3 separate regions of the Mus musculus genome follow, and regions 2 and 3 are each linked to region 1. A link is a loop called in an ENCODE intact Hi-C map of the cell type or tissue named here. Cell type or tissue: left cerebral cortex. All regions are shown on one strand. Region 1 has its middle 49 kb from the start of Gm13816. Region 2 has its middle 30 kb from the start of Slc35c1. Region 3 overlaps Gm39880 (a long non-coding RNA gene).

The links. A loop is a pair of places that touch in the nucleus more often than their neighbours do. Peaks named below come from ENCODE experiments on the same cell type or tissue, not always from the same donor. Only the 100,000 strongest peaks of a DNase experiment are listed, where the experiment ranks them.
Region 2: it touches region 1 in a loop (3.0-fold over the local background); 12 of 42 quality-filtered maps call a loop at or near these places.
Region 3: a loop joins it to region 1, with 4 times the contacts of the local background. A loop is called at or near these places in 7 of 42 quality-filtered maps.

The regions. Positions count from the first base shown.
Region 1 is chr2:92,691,680-92,694,179 of GRCm38, forward strand. No RefSeq gene overlaps it. Among named protein-coding and RNA genes, the nearest start is that of Gm13816, 49 kb to the right of the region's middle. In left cerebral cortex, a CTCF peak has its summit at 1,193 (motif pointing left); DNase peaks (open chromatin) are centred at 1,089, 1,505 and 2,155; H3K27ac peaks cover 2,500 bases.
Region 2 is chr2:92,488,646-92,491,145 of GRCm38, forward strand. No RefSeq gene overlaps it. Among named protein-coding and RNA genes, the nearest start is that of Slc35c1, 30 kb to the left of the region's middle. In left cerebral cortex, a CTCF peak has its summit at 250 (motif pointing right); DNase peaks (open chromatin) are centred at 1,423 and 2,136; H3K27ac peaks cover 471 bases.
Region 3 is chr2:92,810,082-92,812,581 of GRCm38, forward strand. All of the region lies in intron 1 of Gm39880 (a long non-coding RNA gene), which reads left to right. Gm32413 (a long non-coding RNA gene) reads left to right here. Exons shown (of 2, transcript XR_374794.3): 2 at 1,107-1,638. Among named protein-coding and RNA genes, the nearest start is that of Gm32413, 4.4 kb to the left of the region's middle. In left cerebral cortex, a CTCF peak has its summit at 1,086; DNase peaks (open chromatin) are centred at 98, 1,081, 1,791 and 2,470; H3K27ac peaks cover 1,511 bases.

The DNA of each region.
Region 1 (2,500 bases):
ACAGGATACTTTCTACGTGCTAGACCAAAGTGTGGCACCACGGTGTGCTTGCAGGGGAGGAAGATGATCTCTTGGTTACTAGAGTAAACAACCAAAGAGCCTACCCAAGGTCATCCACTGGACAAAAGGCAAAGCCAGGCCTGGGACCTAGGGAGTGTGACATCAAGGTGGCATGCTGTTCACTGTCTCCAAACTTTTCAGAGAGCATAGAGAGTATGCTGGGGGTGGGGAGGGCATGACTTATTCACTTAGCCATTCACCTCTTTGGTACTGGTTATTTAAATGCTACCAGGCATGAAAATATGGCTGAACCAACTCCCTGCCCTCATGGAGCTGTACCTTGGAGCATCCCTTTCTGACCCAAAGATCAAGGGATCCTTTGCTTGTAGAAAATGGGGAGTTTGGAAATGGAAGAGGTTCACGGGGTTCCCCAAGGATCAAAGGATCTGGAAGTTGCCATCCTGGAGTGGGCCCCTGGATTTTTCAGAAAGCCTAGTGGACCTGTTAACCTCTTAGGTGCCAGTTTGGGGTGCTCAGGGTGGAGCAGTGAATGAGAGGTGCCCTTGCTCGGAGAGAGAAGCATCTCTTAGCTGTTCCTGCTCCAGAAAGCTGGGGCCCCAGCATGGGGACAAGGACTCCAGGAGCACACAGAGGAGGTCCTATATATAGAAGAGCTTGAGGGGAGGCCACAGTCATTCTAAGTCACCCATGGCCCTTATGGCACCCAGTTTGTGTCACTCCAGATGGACATTAGGATCCATAGGTGATATGGAGAATAGCACAGAACATTCACTCTGGTCTCACCACTTTTCAGAGACCCAAGCTTGCCCACTACATGCCTGTCACACAGTCCCAGCTTCTCTGGACTATCTCCAAGGGACAAGAATCTCATTTGCTCCAGCAAGTGTCTGTCCCCAAGCCTTTTCTTACTTTATAAGCTCACAAAACTCATATATCACCAACCACATGGGGCCAGCATATGCTGGGCTCTGTGTTCTGGGTGCATGAAAACCTGGTGTGGCCTTAGGCTGCTGGGCAGGAAGGCAATGCTGTACAAACAGATGGACAAGACTCGGCCTGTCAGTCAGAGAAGCTGGGTCTGCCCTTGTACTGGCTTCCAGCAAGTACAACTATTTATAAAAGATGAAGTGTGCCAGCCTGAGACATCTGCTCCCTCTGCTGGCATGGTCTGTGCTCACCAAAGGGTCCTAACTTAAACTCCAGGAGCCACATCAGCCCCATCTCTGCTCTACCTAATCCCCAAATGGACCATCTTGAGTGGGATGGTGGAAGATGCTGTTTTCTTTTTCAGACCAGGTTCTAGGGAAGAAGGTGTTTCCTGGGGCAGGTGACACAAAGCCTTGCTGTCTCTCAGAATTGTACTGATTTCATCCTATCTCTTTCTGAGCTGCTCTCTGGCTACTGGCACCTACATCTCCTCTGACCAGCAATGCCCTGGTGGCAGTGACTAGGATCCATCAGCATGTACAGCCAGAGGCACAGCACACAAGCCTAGAGCTGGCAGTGGAACATTCTGGAACAGATGCAGAGACAGGGCTTAGCATCCTTCCCCAGGGGATTTCTGAGCTAGTCTCTTCTCACTTAGCAAATGGGATGGGAAGGAAATTTGCTCTTCAAGGTGGTGAAAATATTCCCTGTCATCCAGGGTGAATGTTTCACTGTTATGTGAGTGACTGAGCTCTGAGCTTGTGCTGAACTGGATGAAATAGAACAATATGTCTGAAGACCTGGGCTCTCCACTGCACTGCAAGGTGTCAGGAGCTGGGGCACTGAGGTCCTATGAAAGTCTATGATTCATCACCTGTGCCACTCTTTCTTGTGACGATGACACCTGTGGGCCTCTCTCAGGGGCTGCTGAGAAATCTATGTGGATCAGTGATGAAGGAATTGTCCCATGCTTTGAATTTTATACAAATAGCAGCCAGGCCTGGAGTGACCAGGAAGTGATGCTCCTGTGTAAAAGGACAGGTCCATGACAGATCTAGAAAGATGAAGTAAGGGCCAGGGGATAGCTCAGTGGATAAAGGCCCTGGCCTTGAATCCCAACAACCTGAGTTCAGTCCCTGGGACCTGCATGGTGGAAGGAGAGAACTGACCGCTGTGGGTTGTCCTCTGAGCTCCATATGTGGGCCATGGCATTCACACCTCCTTCCATGCAAGAGATGTCAAGCTGAAATGGCTCTGTGCCTACGAGCTTGATTCTGCTTCCCACTTTCAGTGGCCTTCCCAGCACGGAGCACACTGCTCTTCAATGTGGGTTTTCTTCTCTGTAAAATGGGAACTGGATAGCATTGCATCCAGAAGGCATAGCTGGGAAGCCAGGTTTTCTGGTGATGCCATGTGAGGTCAACTGAGCTCATAGGATACACTCACCACCACCTGTTGGCGAGGACCTAGGACAGCTCTGGCAAGCAAGTGAACTTGCCACATTGTTGCTCCCTTGATTACTCTCTACCTTATTGTTTTTGAAGCAGAGTCT
Region 2 (2,500 bases), 200 kb before region 1:
TTGCCTCCCATACAGAGGCTGGCCCCCCTGCTGGAGCATGATGGCTCCCTCCCCCCATTCAGGTCTAACGGCACAGTTTCTCCTGGAAGACAACAGTTAGTAGTAACCATTTATCTTCCTTTTGCCAGGCAAAGCCAGAGGAGAGAACCCTACCACTGTCCTGGCACCTACCGACCTCAGAGGTTGCATTATATAAGGAGTATGTTGGATTTCCTCAGCCAACCAGGCTGTGAGGAGGGCCTCTCCTTGGCCTATAGGGGGCGTCCTAGGCCAAGTAGGAGTACAGGGCCTCAGGAGGGGTGCTACCAAGAGTGTGCTACACTGCTAGGACTGATGCAACACAGGAAGGAATTCTCTTGTATCCTCAAGGGATGGATTCTTGACTCCCATGAATATCTGAAACCACTGACAATAATGAACTCTATGAATGCTATACTCTTCTTCTCTATATACATAGTTGTGGTAAAGTCTAACTTATAAATTAGATACAGAAAGAGACAACAATAATGAATGATGAACTAAGATTGCTATATCAAGTAAAACAAAGATTATTTAGACATAAGCTGTGACACGATAATGTTTATGAGACAACTAAGTGCCTCAGTGTGGCTGCACTGAAGAAAACACAGACCCTATAATACTACGTGTATGTATGTGTGTGTGTGTGTGTGTACACATATAATACTATGATAGTCGATTAGATGACAGAGATAGCTAAGTGCCTAAAAGGTACTGTATACAGTGTGGATATAGTATATAAAACATAAGCCCTGGAGGCTGGAGAGATGGCTTAGTGGTTAAGAACTAACTTAACCACTGCTACTGCTACTCCAGAGGTCCTGAGTTCAATTCCCAACAACCCCATGGTGGCTCACAACCATCTGTAATGGGATCTGATGGTCTTTTCTCGTGTGTCTGAAGAGAGTGGCAGTGTACTCATACACATAAAATAAATAAATAAAGCTTTAAAAACTGATTATGATAGTAAACTTAATAAAAGTCATGGCTAAGTACCTAGTGGGCAGGTAGTATACAGTATGGGCACGCTGCATATAGCATAAGGCTAGTGATACTGTGGAAATCAATCCCATGGCAGAAACAGCGGTGTAACTAACAGGTGGGTAGTGTATACAGTGTAGATACTCTGAGCAAAGGTTGAGAGAGTGGGGCAGGATAAGATTCCATGTTCCTACTTAGAAATCTCAAGATGTTTGAAACCTATCAAGTGTATATTTCTGGGATATTCCACTTGCTATTTTGAATTGCATCTAGCTACAGATAACTGAACCTTGGAAAGCAAAACCACGGGTGAGATGGGCTACTGTAACACAATCCCAAGTGCTGCAGACAACTGAAGTGTATTCCTTCACAGTCTGGAAGCTGGAAGCATGATATCCAGGCGAGGGGGTTCTTCCATTGCAGTTTCTCAATAGGAACCTAGCCAGCGTTCTCTCCATAGCATCTGCTGGTTACCATAGCATCTGCTGGTTACCGGAGATGCTCAGTGTTGTTTGGCTTGTAGATCTCTGTGGCCATTGACATAGGGGTCTCCGAGTTTGTGCATGTGTGTTCAAAGGCCTTCTTGCAAAGACACCTGCCACCAGGTTCCATTCTACTGCAGTTTGACCACAGCTTAGTTACACCTGAAAAGATCCTCACCCCTTTTCCAGCCCCAGTTATCTGCTGTGATTGCAGAGGGACCTGAACCCGGGGCGAACACCACTCAGTCTCATACCGAAGATAACAGCCAGTGCTCGGCTGATTTTAAAAATCCCTTATTCAAATCGCAGGATATGTTGACTTTTTTTTTTTTTTAATTTCAAAACAGTTTTAGACCTGGAGGAAAGTCAGTGAGGTTACAGAGCGAGTGACTTTCACTCAGCAATAGTGCTTTCTCCATCCTTTCTTCCTTCTCTAACACCTCATGTCATCAGAACACCGTGACCCAAACCAAGGAAATCGTCTGGGTGTGATGCCATCCGTGAATGCGCAGACTTTATTCAGATCTCACCGTCTTTGCTATCAATGGCCCTTTTCCCTTCTGGGATCCAGGCCAGGATTCAGGCAGCAGGCAGTGCTCACAGCTCCGATCTGCTCTGGCAGGGCCTTGGCTCTTCTCTGGCATGACCTGGACCCTCTGAGAGGGCACTGGTCATTTCTGTTATGAAAGATTCCTGCGTGGGTTTGCCAAGATTTTCTTCAATGTCAGGTTGAGATCATGCGTGTTAGGTGTAGACACTCATCTCTGAGGTAACACGCCTTCTGTGAGGCATGTGGGATCGGCCTTGTCTTGGAGATGCTGACTGTGGGTCTGGGGAGGCATGTGCTGGGCCCTCCCTGGCATTTGACTTATTTTTCCCTTGGCAGTGAATACTGACGTCAGAGAGGAGACTGGAGACGATCCAGTTTGATCCAGTTTGTCAGTTGAAAGTTTTGTCCTCAGGGAGCTAAGTGTCCCCACCCCAGGTGGCCTTTATACTCCCCCACTCTCCACTAAGTG
Region 3 (2,500 bases), 120 kb after region 1:
GCTGGGAGCAGCAAGTGTCTTAAACTGCTGAGTCATCTCTCCAGCCCCTAGCATTTTTTTAAAATGTGGGTCCTGGGATTGGACTCAGTCCTTACCCTTACAAGATGAACACTTTACTGACTGAACCATCTTCCCAGCTCTTTAGCACGCTTTGCCAACAGCCATGTGGCTTTCCAAGGAGGCAGAGAGAATGAAGTTCCTATGTTTCTCTACTCACAGGCTTTTCCTCTGCCTCCTGTTTTCTTTGAAGCTGGGAGAGAACCTGCTGTCTTGGGACGGGGTAATGATACAGAAACCAAGAAGGCAAAGCCAGGTCCTTTGGGCAGCAGCAGCTTGACTCTTGACTGGATCTCTTCTTGGAATTACTGGCATCTGGAAAGATCAGGGGCTGATAGAAGCTGATGGTGGGAAGAGGAAAAAGGATCAGGGATGAGGGTGTGGGATCATCCCCAGAAAGTGAGAGGAGGTGACAGCAGCCAAGGTATTCAGGGGGGAGGGGCAGAGACTGGCTTTTCCCATTGAGGCCAGTGGTGGCCAGTGGTGCCCTTACCAGCAGTGTGGACACTGCCCACCCTTGTGAGAGAGACAGCTGCCCTTCCAGGTGAGGATGGTTCCTGTTCTCCATAGGTACAGAAGACCGACATGAGTGATCCCCAAGTAGAGTATCCTTTGTCTTCCATGCTTCCATTCCCAATGGGGACAGATATAAATAAGCCCAGAATGCTGTCTGCGGAGACCATGGTGGACAAGTTACTCCTGTACAGCTTACTCTGGTGGCTTTGTTATAAAGGAAGGTTCCAGATGCAGAGACAATGAGGCTAGATCCTGCTTGTGCTGTGTATTAACTGTGTGGTCTCAGCCAAGTCAGAGTCTCAGAGCCTCAGTTTCCCCACCTGACCATGAGGATCCTGAAGTGTTGGGAATTCAGCTTGTGACCTCAACTCTTAAAGTGCTGGATAAATATTAGCTGTCGTTCATTCGAATACAAATGAGATTTTTATCCCCTTTGTCCAAGTTAACTTTAGATAGGGTTTTTTTTTTAAGCATACTTTTATTACTTTCAAGAGCACACAGTGACACCTATTGGGTGACTCCGGTATTGGCAGGAACGTGGGGATGCCTGTGACAGTCAAGGATGACAAAGATAATCTTCTGCATGTGAAGAGGAAATAGCTGGGATGAGAGCCTCAGCACTGAACAGCCAGTTTGTAGCCTTTGGAAGGTCAACGATGCAGACGTGTTAACAGGACTTCCACTTTACAAATGAACATACTGCCTTGCTATATCACCAAAAGGACTTAAGATTTTTTCCCAAGTTTTATATATATCTATATAAACTATGATAGTATTTCCTAAAATATTTGTGAAAACTTAATGATACACATCTGTAATTGTATTGTTCTACATTTTATTGAACTTCTTGAGGTTTCATTTCATGATGTAACGACCCTGAAATAGCTCAAGTGCATAAACTACTGATGTAGTGGTCTACTGTATATAACATCTAATACATAGTACAGCCAGTCACGAGAGGTTTCGTTTGGTTAATGGAACATTTAAGATTTGTGTCTTGAACACTTTGCCAAATTTTACATCAAATGCAAAAAAAAATAACACAAGAAAATGAAAAAAAAAAAAGACATCTCTCTGCATCTGTCTTCAAAGGCGCTTCTCGGATACTGGAAGGTTTGTCTGTCTGCATGGCTCCCATGAGGCGCTGTGACTTTTATTTGCTGATGGGGCTCTTAACTGAGCTCCAGTGCTCAACCATGAGCCTGATTATCACCGACCTGGCACAAAAGAGGAGAGAGATCTTAGAGAAGGCCCAGTCCACAGGCATGGTCAGAGAAAACAGAGACTGAGAGCCCAAGGACTGTCCCCTTAGTACAGAGCAGCAGAGAACCAGGCACAGAATGGTTCACAGCCTGGATGATGGTCGCCTGGGGTTCTTGAGTCACCCACCCAAACCCTGGGTTACCTGCTTCTCCACAAGGTCTCCTAGAGGCCACAACAGAAGATTCCTCCATACCCACTGAATTCCATGCATGCCTTCCTCCCAGAAAGGTACAGTTATCAGTGTGGACATGGCTGCCCAGAGAGACCATACTTTCCAGCCTGAGATTCCTAACAATGGGATCTGAGCAGAAAAGGTGTGTGCCTCATCCAAGCCAGTGCCTTTAAGACAACAGGTCTGTTTCTGTCTTGCTTTATTTTCCCCTCTGCCTGCCTATAGCCATGGCTGAACCCAGACTTAACTATAGAGACACTGCTAACTCCCTAGGGGACGACAAATGTCCCTAAACCTCCAGATGACTCTGCTATTCCTGTGGAGAAGGTGGCCTTTGCAGAGACACAAAAGCAGATCTCTACTTGTTATGGCAACTGAGTTAAATCCATAGAGAAGGTATAATGATGGATGAATAACCTCCTTAAGGTGGTATGCCACAGCAGCCTTCTTGGGGAAAATGCTGTTTAACTTTGGAACTTGACTGAAAAGGGA